Regions from separate parts of the Mus musculus genome. Here region 2 is linked to region 1. Evidence: chromatin loops called from intact Hi-C (ENCODE). Cell type or tissue: heart. All regions are shown on one strand. Links, peaks and the distances in the headings refer to the core of each region. The heading gives the core; the rest is flanking DNA. Region 1 holds the start of Spry1 (sprouty RTK signaling antagonist 1). Region 2 has its middle 11 kb from the start of Gm42211.

Region 1 (4,000 bases), core at 1-4,000:
GCTCCTACATCTGTGAAAAATAGACAAGACACAAAAGCCCCACCAACTCTACATTTGAAAATATGACTTTAACACATCCCCTTGCATGAAGGGTGAACAAACAGCTTCTTGGCTTTTAATACGTTCTATTACCTTCTAGTGCACTTTCTTACTGCTGATCTTCTTCATAGGGAGTGTCCTGGGTTCCTTGCATGTAATTCCACACATAACCGTGAATTCTAAAAACATTCAAAAGCTTGCAAATGCATTATGCCAACAACAACAAAAACTTTATAAAAACTCACTGCAATTGTTAAGACTTAAAAAAAAAATTACTTTGAACCCAAAATATCCTAACTCACATTCACAGGTGATTTAGATCATGGAGTTTTTGTTTATCAAATACCATTCCTGATAAAATTCCCTGGAAAAATATTTTCTATCAATATTTTGGGGGTCTTAGGTTATTTTTAAAACTCTATGGAATTTTTAATTCCACATACAGCCCTTTTCACTACATCCTGAGCTATAGCGTCCATATAATAAATAACCAAATTCCATAGTATGTAAAGACGCAAAAAGCATTCCCAGCTTACTAAAGTCCCCCACCCCGTGACAGACATATGGCTAAAGCTAAAACTTCCTGATGAGTTATGCTTATTTTATTTCATTTAAAATGCATTGGTGTTTTGGACAAAATTATACAAACATTACAAAGCAGGAAGAACTTGGGCCCCGTTTTCTCCCCTTCCCCTCCCCCCGTGTAATTTTAGGGATCGTATCACAAACCAAATGGAGCAATCACTAAAACCCCACAGCAGGAAATCCCACCCTTTAGTGTGTAATTATATTACATTTGCAAAAATGACTGTTCTTTCTGAAACTTTCATATTTCGCATGATCTGAACTTTGCACTTTTCCCTTTATCTGGGGGCACGGTGTCATGGTGTACACATTTTTTTTTCCGTTGTTGTTGGTGGTTTGTTATTGTTTTTTAAATGTTCTTCACAACTCTTTTTAAACTCAACTCTAAGGGTGGCTGCACCAGTCCCCTTAAATTGGAGGCTGACAGCTCACGACTGACAGGGGCCCTGGAATGCCCGCTCCTCCCCAGTTGCGCTCGCAGGACTCCTGCAGGCAATCGACTTTTGTTAGAGCGTCCTCGAGTCCACATCCACGATCGCTGAAATCCTGCTCCGGGTTTTCGTGCAGCCCGCGTGATTGACACATGATATCACCGGGGGCGGGTCCCGGCGTGGAGGTGGAGGTGGCGGCGACGCTGAAATGCTGCGGAGCCCGCGCGCGAGTGCTCAGCACGCAGGGGTTTGCGGCGGCCCCGCAGCCAGAGCTCTGCGGGCTAAGGAGCGGCTGCGAGCGGCGTGCATGTGCCGGGAGGGCCGGCCCCAGGCTCTGCACTAGGTAAGAGCCTTCCCCTCCCGCCGAGGACCTGGCAAGATCAGGTGAGAATGGTGCTTTATTTTATTTTATTTTCGAGGAGCTGGACGTTTTCGGAGCTGGCTCTAGCTCTGTGCCCGGCGCTTTGCGGTCGGCCCTGCAGCGAGTTCCGTAGCCAGGCAGCGAGTTACGCGTGTGCGAACGCGGGCTGGCACCGCCGCGCACCCGCGTGTCTGTGCGCATTGTTGGGGACCGACCCGCCGGGCGCTCGTGCCAGACCTGACTTTTCCCGTCCCTGCGTGCGGGCTTGCCTCGCGCAGACGCGTCTCTCGGACGCGCTTTGGACTGCGGGGCATTCCGTGGGGGCAAAACGTGCACGGCCGTGTGTGTCCGGGGCTCGTGGCTGTCCATCTCGGCGAGCAGGACAGCGTCCCGGGCTGGCAAGGGACTCACGTGTTTCTGTCTCTGCTCGTCTGCAGCCGGCGTGGCGACTGCGGGGACGCGGACCTGCGGGGACCCGAGAGCCCGGGACGACGCCGGGCCGCGCGCCTGACGACCGGGACGGGACGGTGCTGTGGAGCGGGCGCCGCGCGCACCCGGCGGATGTCCCCGAGCCGCCCTCGGCCGCCGCCAACCGCGGAGAAGCGCCCCTGCCCGGGGGCCGCCGAGGCCGCAGCGCGGGCCATGCGCGCCCGGCCGCCCCGCCGCGCTTGATGCGGCGCGCGCTCCGCCCGCTCGGCGCCCCCGGCCGGCGCCGCGGAGGCCGAGGTGAGTGCGGGCGGCAGGTGCGGGCCGGGGCGGGCCGGGCGGTCCTGGCGGTCCTCGCGCAGCCCGTGCCAAGCGCGCGGCACCCGATGGCGCTGGGGACCCAGCGCCCGCCTGTGCTCGGAGCGCAGTGCCGCGGGACGCGGGGAGAGGGCGCTGCCTCCTCCCGCCCGCGAGCTGTTTTCATTCATAACTTTATCCGGCCGGACCTGCCGCGGCTCGGTGCCCCTGAGGTCTCGGCGTGGGGCCCAAGCGCCCGACGGTGCTACCCACACTGCTGTCCGCGGGTGCGCACCGGCTTCGCTCTGGACAGTTGCGGGGTGCCTAGGTGCTCCGCCTGAGCGAACTTGCTTGGGAATGCCCTGTAAAATGCAAATTAAAGCCGTGCCTAGGGGTTTCATAACTCAAACAAGCCGTGCCCACGTCTTCCTTTCTTGTGGATGAGACTTGGCATATTTAAAGTCTTCGTTATGGAGTTTTAAATTTTTAAAAAATAGATATGGCACAGGAGCAAGGATGGGCAGTTTTCTAGTGTCGTTTAGGGCTTCGGCACCACAACATGCTGTTATGGCCGTGCATCTCATGTGCGGAGAAGGTAGTTATAAGCTTAGAGGGGCCTCCAAAAAGCTAACACATATGTAGTCTGGGGACATTAGTTAGCATCCATAGTAAACCGACGTATTTGTTTTGATTTTCTTTGGATGCCAGAAAAGTGCAAAGGGGTGCCTTCTTGAATTAAGGTGCATCTGTGAGTTCGGAAGGCATTTGTGTAAAAAAATATCTTAGATACCTATTGCCCAGAAACAGAATCGAAAGAGTTTGGTCTGTCTCAGGAAGAATACGTTATAAATTGGAAGCTATTTCCTTTTGACATGGAAGTTGTGTTTGTTGTCTATCAGTGTATTTATTTTACTACAAAAAGCAGGTCAATTCAGGGCTTGTGAAAATCAAGGTCTGTCGTGCTAATAAATGAAGGGAATTAAATATAATGTAAAAAGACCAGGGCTCCTCTCCCTGCTTTAAAGGGCTGACACTTGTGCATAAGTTATCCTCGTTGTGTGGGGGAGCCTTGATTAACCTTTAAGGAAAGCTAAGTCCACACCGTCCGGGTTGTGTTCTTTGTGGCAGAGCACTCTTCATTCTTTGTAGCTTCCTTTGCTCGTCTCACAGATCTGTGTGATGAGCTAGCTTCAGACCCGGACTTCTGCTGAAAATGGCCTTTTGAGATTCCGAGTGAGCTTGGAATAGCCGGTGTTTTGGAAATTGCCTTGATTAATTTTCTCATTAATCTAAAGCTCGTAACAGCATATAAATGGCCGAGAGGCCACAGCACTAAAGCCATTCTTAATCTTTAAAAAGTAGCTGACATTTTCCTTACGTGAACTGCCAGTGAACTGACAGTGAACTCTGAGAACAGTTCCAGGGCTCACACTGAATTGCTCTTTCGAAGGCATATTTCATTTTAATTATTTGTTAGGTTTGCAAACAGGAAGACACGACTTCCTCTGCTTCTTAGAAGCTGGAGAGCAACTTCTAATTTTTAAGGCATGAGGTCTTTGCTGTCTTCCTGTGATATGGTCCTCTGCAATCTTTTTTTTGGAGTTGGACTCTGGCCAGGCTTCGGCATCATTGAAATCAGCCGATGAAGGGGATCATTACCAGGTGGCTTGGGGAATTTGTTACTTGACAGCAGCCCTTCTCCCCCAAATCCGCTTTCTGTCGCTTATTTTCTCTCTCACTCTTCTTTAGGATTTCAGATGCATGGCAGATTTCCGCTGACTGCTGGAACTGGAGATCACTCCACATGGATTCCCCAAGTCAGCATGGCAGCCACACTTCGCTAGTGGTGATTCAGCCACCG
Region 2 (10,960 bases), core at 4,900-8,899, 67 kb after region 1:
AATGATTCTAAGAACCTACAAATAAGAACTCTAATTTCCTGATAACAATGGACCCCAAAGAAACAGTAAGATGGCAGCTGATTTGGGTGGAAGTTCATATCTGCTCCATGTGAACTTTAGAGTTGGGGAACCAAAGTGGGAAGCCAGAATGGGAAAAATGAGAGCTGGCAGAACTTGCTCGCATCCCAGAAGGCTGAGTCTCTTCTGTTTCAGTCTTTCTGGGATTGAAAACACACACTGGTTATCAAATGGGAAACTAACTGTACACTATCTTAGTGGAGTTTTGCTCTTACCTGTCTGTGGCTGTTGTTTATTTTGATGCCCTTTCTTCCCATGAGAACAGGCCTTTCGTTCTTTACTGACGTTTAGGTTTATTAGGCTTCTCCATGGGTGTGAAAGGAGTTTGAAAAACCAATTCTAGAGTGCTATGCACCTTTTACTTAAGATCAAGGCTTAAGCAATCTGGAGGATTGGTGCCCAAGGGAGTGTGGGACCTTCCTGTCATGGAGCTCAAGGTGTAATGCTGTTCCCAGCTAGCCATCCTCTATAACAGGAAAAAGTCGTACATTTTCCTGATCAAAGTTTTACATGACATAGAACCTTTAGAAAGGAAGACTCGTAGCTGGATGTGATGACACATATCTGTAATCGCAGCATTTGGGTAGCCAAGGCAGGAGGATTGCTGTGAATTCCAGGCCAGACTGGAATTCACAGCAATCCTGGAATTCACAGAGTTACATAGTGAGACTCTGATTCGAAAACAAAGAGGGGAAAGAAAACTTGTCACTTGCCATGGAGAGATCCAAAAGCCTGGGGAATAAAAACTTTCAATTCCCAGCGAAGCAGACTGGCTTCCTCAGAGGGGGCCACTGGCAATGACAGCCCTGGACTAGAGAGGAGACTAGAACTATCAGCTCCTGAGACTCCTAGCCAGAGGAGGTGACAAGGCCAGAATAGAGTTGGTTTCCAAAAATTCTTCAAGGTCTCACCAAATATAATGAAACTAACTTAGCAACTGTACTAATATTTGTAAGTTTGTTTTGCCTTCTGTCTTTGTTACTGTTCTAGTGCTGCCAAGAGACACCATGATCAAAGAAATTCTTATAAAAGAAAGCATTTAACTGGGTTGGTTTACAGTTCCAGAGGCTTAGTCTATTATCACTGTGGTTGGGAGCATGGCAGCAGGCATGTTGCTAGAGATGGAGCTGAGAGCTAAATCCTGATCTGCAAGCAGAGGTGGTGGTGGTGGCTGGCATGGACTTTTGAAACCTCAAAGCCAGTGAGAAACTTCCTCCAACAGGGTTACACCTACTTCAACAAGGCCACACCTCCTAGTCTTTCTAATCCTTCTCAAACAGTGCCACTCCCCAATGACTAGACATTCAAATGGGGCTGTTCTTACTCAAACTACCACACCTTCTAAATTAAATTTGGTGACAAAATTCTGAAGTCACAAATCCTGAGAGGGTCAGGAGGCAGTTCAGAGGAAAGTACCATTTTGGCAGAGTTTGGGTTTTGTTTGAACTGGGGCCTGTGAGTTCACTCGTAGGTAACAACAGTGCTCATTCTTCCAACCAGGGAGACAGGATGGGGATACATGCTTCAGGTGAAGAATTTCCAGAGTGTTCCTGAGGCCAGTGTGTTCCGTGGAACCAATCTGAGATAAGCTTCCAGGAAGGAGGGCAGAGTTGCCATGGGATGGGCCATTTTGTGCTCTCACAGTGGTTAGGGTGCAGGTTTGGCCATCTGGGATATGAGGTTTTTGGATTTGTCTTACAGCTTCTGTAGAATGTGATCTCTGAGCAGGAAGTATTAGCCTGGGTGTCATTTTAGCTGCTTGCATTTGTCCAAGATGAACATAAGTATGGTGATCCTCTATTCTAGAAGAAAATTTATTCAGGAGTGCCCAACTGAGTTTCTATTCAGGTCAGCAAGGTTCTCCTACTCCACATTTCCCAAAGATACCACAAACCCGAAGTCCCAGTAGCCACCTCCCAAAGATTTCTACTGGGTCTTGCCAGGCTGCAATATGTTGAAAGAATTAATGGCTTCTCAGAAAGTCCTTTTAGAGGCCACAATGGAAGAAACTCCTCGCTTTTTTTTTTTTCTGCCCTTTGGACCTTTCCTTCATTTACTACTCATTCAGTTTGTGGTGTGTGTGTGTGTGTGTGTGTGTGTGTGTACAAGTGTGCTGCTGTGAGTAGGGAGCACTGTTTACCTTGTGTTTTTGAGACAGACTCAGTCACTGTGACCTGAGGCTTGCCAAGTAGCCTAGGCTAGTCAGTCAATGAGTCTCAGGTGTCCTTCTGCCTCTGTCCTCCCAGTCTGGCCTCACAAGCGTGCCCACCACACCCAGAATTTTACATGGGTTCTGGGGACCCAGCTCAATCCTCCCAAGTCTTGTTCTTTATTTTCTCCGAGCCTAGAACATCTCAGAACGTGGTGGGTGCTCATATAAACTTATATTCAAGTGAACCTAATACAGAAATGACATTATTTATGAGTTGGTAGTGAGTCACAGAAACAAGGGTGGTGAATTAATTTTTTCTCATAGATGTCCTCCAAGCTTCCCAACTTTCCCATATCTCACTCAGGTTCTTCTCTCCTCTGTGTTTCCCTTCCCGTGGTGATTTGAATGAGATGCCTTCCATAGTCTGGGAAACTTGAACACTTGGTTGTCAGCTGGTGGCTCTATTTGGGAGACTCTATTTTAGGAGTCGTGGCCTTGTTGAAGGAAGTCTGTCCGTCCGTCTGTGGGGCAGGCTTTAAGGGTTTAAAAGCTACATCCACCCCCAGTTTGTCCCTCCCTGCTTCCTGCTGGCTCTTTGTGAACTCTTGCTTGCTGCTCCATACCTGCCTGCTGCCACAGTTCACCACCATGGTGGTGATGGACTCTTTTCTCTCTGTGACCATAAGCCCAAAAAAAAAAACTTTCTTCTGTGAGTTGCTTCGGTCATGGTGCTTTATCACAGCAATAGAAAAGTAACCGATGCACTTCCTTTCCCTCCACCCCTGCTCTGCCTTTCTCCTCCTGCTGCTGAATTCTCTTTGCTGATGCTGAGTGATGTCAGCGATAGGTTATTTTTCCACAGGTGAAAGGAGCCAATTCAATCCAGATTAGAATATATCAAAGACAGGTTTATTGGGAAGCTGCTCTCGGGTGAGCAAGTTCAATGGCCCCAAGGACCATTGAAGGGAAGTTGCCCTTGGAAGAGAGGTGGGGTGAGGGGAAGAGAGAAAAAGGGTGCTGGCATAGAGAGAGAGAGAGAAGAGAAGGAGAGAAGGAGGAGGAGGAAGAAGAAGGTGGGTCTGGATTATATAGGGAGGAACCTCTGGGGGAAGGGCAGCTCAGCTCCTGGGCTGGAAAATGCAGGGTTGGGGGCAGGATGTGCCAGGTAGGGACTGAGGGATGCTGGGAGAACCTGGAAGCCAGGTCTATTTTGATGTAAAATATGCACCTCAGTACCTAGTCCAGGGGTCTGAAACCCAACCGTTGGAGTGGTTAAGGTGCTCGGCCACTGACTCCTGCCCTTTATCCTTGTCTATCTTGTGTAAGCTTCTTTGCCTCCCAGAGCATCTTCTGGTATCTTGCCCTTCTCTGTTCAGAACTTCTTCCACATGGGTGTGAAGTGAGCTCTGAACCGCGTCTTTCACGAACTTCTTTTAACAGTAACGCTTTGGGGCACCCACAGGTGTGAATCATGGGGACAAGGGGTTGGAGAGGAAGCCTCATTCCAGCTCATTCCAGCTAAGAGCCCAGAAGTTCAGCACACCTAGAGCCCTTTCTCACTCCTCAGCTCTAAACCTCTATTTTTCTAGGATTCCTGCTGCCCCCCAGAACCCCCATTTGTACTACAGATGTGAAGAGTAAAAGGGGGCAACGTTTCTTTTTTTCCCTTCTTGGTATTTCTTAGCCTTTTTGTTTGTTTGTTTGTTTGTTTGTTTGTTTTTGTTTTTTGGTTTGGTTTGGTTTTTCAAGACAGGGTTTCTCTGTATAGCCCTGGCTGTCCTGGAACTCACTTTGTAGACCAGGCTGGCCTGGAACTCAGAAATCCACCTGTCTCTGCCTCCCGAGTGCTGGGATTAAAGGCGTGCACCACCACGCCCGGCTTTCTTAGCCTTTTTTATTTTTCATATTGAGAACTGTCTGTTCAGATCCCTAGCATATTTTTTAAAGAATTGAAAATAGATATTTCTCTCATACAGTGCATCCTGACCACAATTTCCCTTCCCTTTACTGCTCCCAACTCTCCACACCCCCATCTCCCTCTCTCCTGGATTGGATCCATTCACATCAGAAAAGAGCTGGTTTCCAAGAAACAACAATCAAATTCAACAAAACAAAAGGCAAAAGCTGTCATTGTGAGGGGGGACAGTAGGAGGGAAAGAATTCCAAGAGGAGGCAAAAGAGTCAGAGATACTGCTCCCACTGTCAGGAGTCCCACAGAAATGGACACCAAGCTAACAGCCAAAACAAGTAGGCAGAGAGAGGACCTGGCGCCGCCCCAGCCACGCAGGCCCCGCCCCAGCCACGCAAGCCCCGCCCCAGCCACGCAAGCCCCGCCCCAGCCACGCAAGCCGGGTACTTGCCACTTCAGAGTCTGTGAGCTCACGTGAGTCCTGCTTAGTTGATTCAGTGAGCTGGGTTCTCCTGCGTTGTCCATCCTCTCTGACACTTAGAACGTTTCCTCTTCCTCTTCCTCAGGGATCCTGGAGATCTAAGAGGAGGGACCTGGGGCAAAGCTTCTTAGCAAGCTTGGAGAGTAATTTGAGAGCCACCAAAGCGGTATTGCTGCCCAGTGCTGAGATCTGTAACTGCAGCTCTATCTTCAAGAAGCCCACACCCCTAATCTCAGTGTTTCTTCTTTTCCTGAGCCCTTTCTTTGTGTTTTTAACAAATTCCAACTCTGCTTCATATGGAGTTGTCCTGAAATTCTTTTCTATGCAGGAGCTATGGGTCTGGTTTTGTCTGAGTCCAGGGTCTCTGGCCCTGCGGCCACAGACAGTTCCAGTTCTGTGGAACAACAAGGCCCCTTGGCTTCTGTGTAGACTTCTAGCCTGCCACGCGGCTCTCCTGACTCCGCAGACCTCCTAGGCATATCTGGGAAAAGTTATCCTCTGACTTAAGTGCTGTCTTACAAATTGCCTGCTTCCTTGTCTTATCAGCTCAGTGTGAACTTCCTTCCTGGTCTGTCCAGATGTTTGTCATTCCTGCCTCGGTGCCTTTCTCTCCTGTGATACTTAAGAAGAGGCAGGGGGCCTCTTATTTCAGCTTACCTTCAAGTTGTTTTGAATTAACCCACAGGTCCGTTTACAGATCACCTCACTCTGAGGATCAGGTGTGGGTCTGAATAACTTCTTGTTTGCCAAGATTTATCCAGCACCATTTTAACAAACCCTTTGCTGTGTGAGGAGTTTGTTCTTCCATGTATTAGGTTTTTAGAAATAGTTGACCATGACTTCTATTTTCCATTTAATCTGCCTGTGCCTATACTAGTAACTCTTGTCAGACATGTTTTCCATAGAATGTTCTTTGGGCTTTGTTCATATTTATTTAAACACACACACACACACACACACACACACACACACACACACACACACACACATTTTGCTATTGAAATGTTTTGTTGCTTTTGAATAGAAAACCCCAGTTAAAAGAAACATTCTAACTTTGTATGTCTGTGTGTGTGTGTGTGTGTGTAGACACATACATGTGCACATCTATACTTTGTGTGTGTAGAGGGTAGAGGTGTCTCATCCACAGCAACTCTACCCACCTCTTTTGAAACAGGGTCTCTCACTGGCCTGGAGCTCACAATTGAACTAGCCAGGAAGCCCTGAGTGCTGGGATCACAAGCATACACCACCACACTCTGGCATTGTAAAGTCAGTTTCTGGGAATTGAAATCAGGTCCTCAGGATTGCAAGGCAAACACTTTATCAAAGGAGCTAACTCCCAGCCCCCAGTGTTTCTGATTTTAAAGTTCTTATCACAGGACTGGCTAGTTGCTGCCAGATGCTTTAAGAGCCTCTGGTAACACTGAAGGCAACTTGTCATAGAATGACACTACATGAGAGCAATGTGTCAAAGTCCATCCATCTACTTCCTCATGACTGATGCTCCTTGGGCCAGCATCAGCCCATCTCCCATTCAGCCAGTCTGTCCTCCAACAGCCTACTCTACGGCACACTAACTGCTGAGGTGGACACATGCAGCGTCTTACCTGGCTCGTTCCCAAAGCCTACTTCCTGTCATTCAGCAGTCATATTTCAAAACAAATTAACTCTTTTTTTTTTTTTGGTAGGGATAAAAAGCAGGGACTGGTGAGATGGCTCAGCGGGTAAGAGCACTGACTGCTCTTCCAAAGGCCCTGAGTTCAAATCTCAGCAACCACATGGTGGCTCACAACCATCTGTAGTGAGATATGATGCCCTCTTCTGGTGTGTTTGAAGACAGCTACAGTGTACTTACATATAATAATAAATAAAATCTTTAAAAAAAAAAACAAACAAAAAAGCAGCTGCCTGGTGGCCCACTTTCATGGATTCCTCTTCTAATTCATTGGTTCTCAACCTTCCTAAGGCCTCAAATCAGGATTGAGGACAGAGGTGAGAAGGGAGCCTCAGACTCAGAGGTCAGGCTATAATAACTTATTTATTCACAAATAGTAATAAATAGCGAGGTGGAATTGCATTTATTCACACCACACACACACACACACACACACACACACACACACACACACACACACACACACACTTCACTAACTTCCGGTCTGGCCCTATATAGTAGTCTGGCTTGATAGCAGTGCATCAGGTAAGGATTGCGAAGTCTCCGGTCCATGGTGCGAGCTCCTCTAGTTCGACAGTGGACATTTGGGTCGATGGACTGGATGTCTCTCTCTCAGCACGATGGCGTCTCTGTGGGACTCCGGAAGTGAGTGAGTTGCAGTGGCCAGACCCGGGTATTTAAGCTACTTTTAGCCAATCATAATTAAGGTGTTCACACATTCCTTCACCAGGCATTGACCTTACTTCATCATTATCAGATTCGCACACACTCTAGGCTTGGTTTCCATGGTTACATTCATCCATGGTATGATGTTTACATCGTGTTCCTTGCAGCTGCAACCCTTTAATACAGCTCCTCATGTTGTGGTGACCCCCAACCATAAAATTATCTTTCTCGCTACTTCATAACTCTAATCTTCTACTGTTATATCTGATACACAGAATATCTGATATGTGACCCCTCTGAAAAGGTCCTTTGCTCCCTGAAGAGGGTCTGAACCCCCAGGTTGAGAACCTCTCTACAGAGAAATACATCTTTCGCTGGGTTTGTCTAAGACTGTGTTTTGTGAGACCATCCTACGTTTTTCACAACCCTCTGGAGCATGTTGTACCATTAACCACCTGCATTTACCGAACACAAGATGCCGCATGCTTCCTGAAACTCACACCATGCAGGGAGGCCTGTCCTTGGACTCATGCTGGTGTTCCCTGTACCATCTGCCTCTTCTAGCTCTTATTTGGAGTTGCATGTTGGGCAGTGGACTGTGCCAGGAAACGTGGTATGGTTGAGTGGGTTGGAAGCCCTGGAACTTCATACCAGAGGATGGCAGGAGTTTCACTTGCTTCCGACCAGGACCCTGTCACATGACCACAGCATGCCATGGAAAGGATCATGACAATCACATAGGAGCTGTGCCCCAAGTCCCTTTACATGCAGATGAGGCATCCCTAACATCATAGACCAAGCAAATAGAAAGCATCTGCTGCCAGACTCCAACCCACCCCAAAAACATATATGAGACCCTATCCAGAAGAATGGATATCCAGAAGAATGGTGTGAGAGTTACTCCATCACTGAGAGCTTCTGTCACAGAAGAGCTGTAACACTTCCTGGGAAAGAGGGTTCTCTCCTGAAGGCTGCTAGAAGCTGCCTGGACCCACCTCAGTCACTTGCCATCAGGTGGCCCAGACCTTGGTGGTTCAGTCCCAGCAGTGGGAGCAGTGGTGGTGGTTGCCCTTCCCTCTCCCTGCTTGTGTGGCCAGCCTGCCTGCTGTGTAGCAATGTCTTGCTGTAGCAGCTGCCACAGATGAGAACCTCGATCCAACTCCCTTCTTCCCTTTGCTTAAATGCTACCAATGGCCAGAGCCCCCACAGATCTCCAAGGCTAGTGTCCGGTATACAGACAGGCAGTTGCAGGGTGAAACCCACAGCTATTTTGCTTCTTATTTTGCTTATGTTAAAACCATAGTGCCCTTTTTGACTGGGAATAGAGTCCAGTGTTTCTAACTTAAGCAAAAGTATTTGTGCACTCCTGGGGAAGGCTTACTTCCCTCTGCGGCCCTATGGTTAGAACAGGAGACTTGATTAGGGGTAGTTTTCTCTTCTGAGTCCATCCCTGCTTCCCCAGGAGTGGTTAATTTTTGACTAGGCCTAGCATACTCAATCTTTTCTCTAGTAGTTTGTCCTTTGGGTGACACATTTAAGAAGCAATTGCCTAAACTCAGACCACAAAGATTTATTCTTGCATTTCAACTCCCCCCACCCCTGGGTTTATAGTTTGGGGGGGGGTCTTCATTTACTACCTGTAGCTCCAATTGCAGGGACCTGGTGTTCTCTTCCTGGCCTCTGTGGGAACCCACACATGTATGATGACATATGCACATATACATAAAAGGAGAATTTATAGTTTTCAAATTTTCATGTAGGTCTTTGATCCACTTTAATTTCGTCTGGTCTGACTGGAAAGGGACATTACAAATTTCTGTTTGGCCCCCGCCTTTCTTCCATTTCTCCTTGTTTCTCTTTTCTGCCTTCTGTCCTGGAAGTTCTATTTCTTCTTTAGTTTGAGGCAAGGTTTTACTGTGTGGCCCTTGCTGGCCTAGGAGTCATGATCTAGACTAACTTGACCTCAAATTCACACACACCTATCTGCCTCCCAAGAGAGGTGGCATTGAAGGTGTGGCCACCATGCTTGGCCTAACCAGAAGCTCTGTTTGAATGTCAACATTCAATTCATAAGAAGATGCTGAAGCACCCTCCCTGCACATCATATGGAAAACACAGGCCCATATTCAGTGTGGAGAACACACCATGGTTGTTTTTTTTCCTTGATTAGTGGCAGAGTCTAGTTGAGCTCGTTGGTCATCGTTATGTAGGTTACATTGAAGAGCAGGGGGCTGGGTGACCAGTCGAGACTCTGTGGTGGCCAAAACTCCACGTCCTATTAGTTCTGTTCTGCTTGGACGCTGTGCAGAATACAATGCTGTTTTGCAGGCAAGTAGGATCCCCCGGTATGCAGCTATAAACAGCCGAGAGCCAATGGGCAGGAAAATCAGGCTGAGCGCTAAGCCTGTACTTAAGAGGGGACTCTTCCAGTGAAGGGCTACTGCTGAGGCTGCGGAATCCCATTGTGTGCTGTTGTCCCGGGAAGAGAGAAAACAGACATTGTTGCGTTTCTGTCATAATGAGTGTGCTTACTTTACTCCTGGCCACAACAATGGACTGTGGGGATGTGACTCAATCTGCCACACAAGAGAAATCCTGAAAAAGCCAGGTGTGGGGATCCGGCAGAGGTTCTTTGTGTTGATTTCCAGTCAAAGTGACAAAAGCTAATTCAAATCTTCTGTAAATTGTCAAAAGAAGAGTGGCCCGTTTGGCAGCTTTTGGGCAGGCATGTCCTTCCTGAGGTGTGTGGGCTCTGAATATCCACAGAGCAGCCTCATCCAGGAGCCACTGGGGCTGTATAACCATGGCACAAAGAACCATGCACATTTTCCGCCCATGGATCCACATGAGGGGACATTTTGACTAAAATGACTTTCAGAAGCTGCGGTCAGGAAGGACAATGGAGCCATAAAGTGTCTGAGCTAGGTCCATGTGTTTTGATCCACAGTTATCGTCTTAGTTAAGGACTTGCTGCTGTGAAGAGACACCGTGACCAAGGCAACTCTTATGAGAATAACATTTCATTGGGGCTGGCTTACAGATTCAGAGGTTCAATCCATTATCATCGTGGTGGGAGCATGGAAGCTTCCAGGCAGGGATAGTGCAGGAGGAGCTGAGAGTTCTACATCTTCATCCAAAGGAAGCCAGGAGCAGATTGTCTCCCTCATGGCTAAGAGGAGATCCTAAAAATCCACCCCCAGAGTGACACACTTCCTCCAAGAAGCCATACCTACTCCAACAAGGTCACACCTAATAATGCCACTCCCTTGGCCAAGTGTATTGAAACCTCCATAGTCATTAAAGTAATAGTTGTTCATTGGCATAACACCATCTCATATTACCAAAATAAAGTTCATTCGAGTAATAATCTACTTCAAAGTTAAAAATCCAGTACTAACCGTTACCTACAGGTGAAAAGGATAGTCAAAAAAGAAGCTGAAATTCCTAGACTCCTGCTATCAGGCTAATGGGCACAAGTTAGCATGCTTCAGTTGATAAGAAGGGCAGCGAGTGGGAGCTAGGGAGCTTGATGCAAATCTTACCACCAGTCCAATCCACTCAGCAAACCTCAGGGAAGGGTTGGCTTTGAAAATCAGCCACAGCCAGGCATGGTGGCACACGCCTTTAATCCCAGCACTTGGGAGGCTGAGGCAGGTGGATTTCTGAGTTCGAGGCTAGCCTGGTCTACAGAGTGAGTTCCAGGACAGTCAGGGCTACACAGAGAAACCCTGTCTCGAAAAAAGAAGAAGAAGAAGAGGAAGAAGAGGAAGAGGAAGAGGAAGAGGAAGAGGAAGAGGAAGAAGAAGAAGAAGAAGAAGAAGAAGAAGAAGAAGAAGAAGAAGAAGAAGAAGAAGAAGAAGAAGAAGAAGAAGAAGAAGAAGAAGAAGAAGAAGAAGAAGAAAATCAGCCACACAACCTAACAGGGTTCCACAGTTTCTTGATCATTTAAATAACAACCTTTCTTTGTTTAGTCATGAGGAGACATTAGGAAGATATGAA

Evidence for each region. A loop is a pair of places that touch in the nucleus more often than their neighbours do. Peaks named below come from ENCODE experiments on the same cell type or tissue, not always from the same donor. Only the 100,000 strongest peaks of a DNase experiment are listed, where the experiment ranks them.
Region 2: a loop joins it to region 1, with 2.6 times the contacts of the local background. A loop is called at or near these places in 1 of 42 quality-filtered maps.

What each region holds. Positions count from the first base shown.
Region 1 is chr3:37,638,667-37,642,666 of GRCm38, forward strand. Spry1 (sprouty RTK signaling antagonist 1) reads left to right here and starts at 1,281. Exons shown (of 3, transcript NM_011896.3): 1 at 1,281-1,439; 2 at 1,854-2,142; 3 at 3,889-4,000. The coding sequence starts at 3,944. In heart, for the core only: CTCF peaks have their summits at 1,118 and 2,311; DNase peaks (open chromatin) are centred at 1,185, 1,975, 2,315 and 3,785; H3K4me3 peaks cover 2,986 bases; H3K27ac peaks cover 1,664 bases; H3K27me3 peaks cover 252 bases.
Region 2 is chr3:37,700,469-37,711,428 of GRCm38, forward strand. No RefSeq gene overlaps it. Among named protein-coding and RNA genes, the nearest start is that of Gm42211, 11 kb to the left of the region's middle. In heart, for the core only: a CTCF peak has its summit at 6,439 (motif pointing left); a DNase peak (open chromatin) is centred at 6,223; H3K27ac peaks cover 363 bases; H3K27me3 peaks cover 856 bases.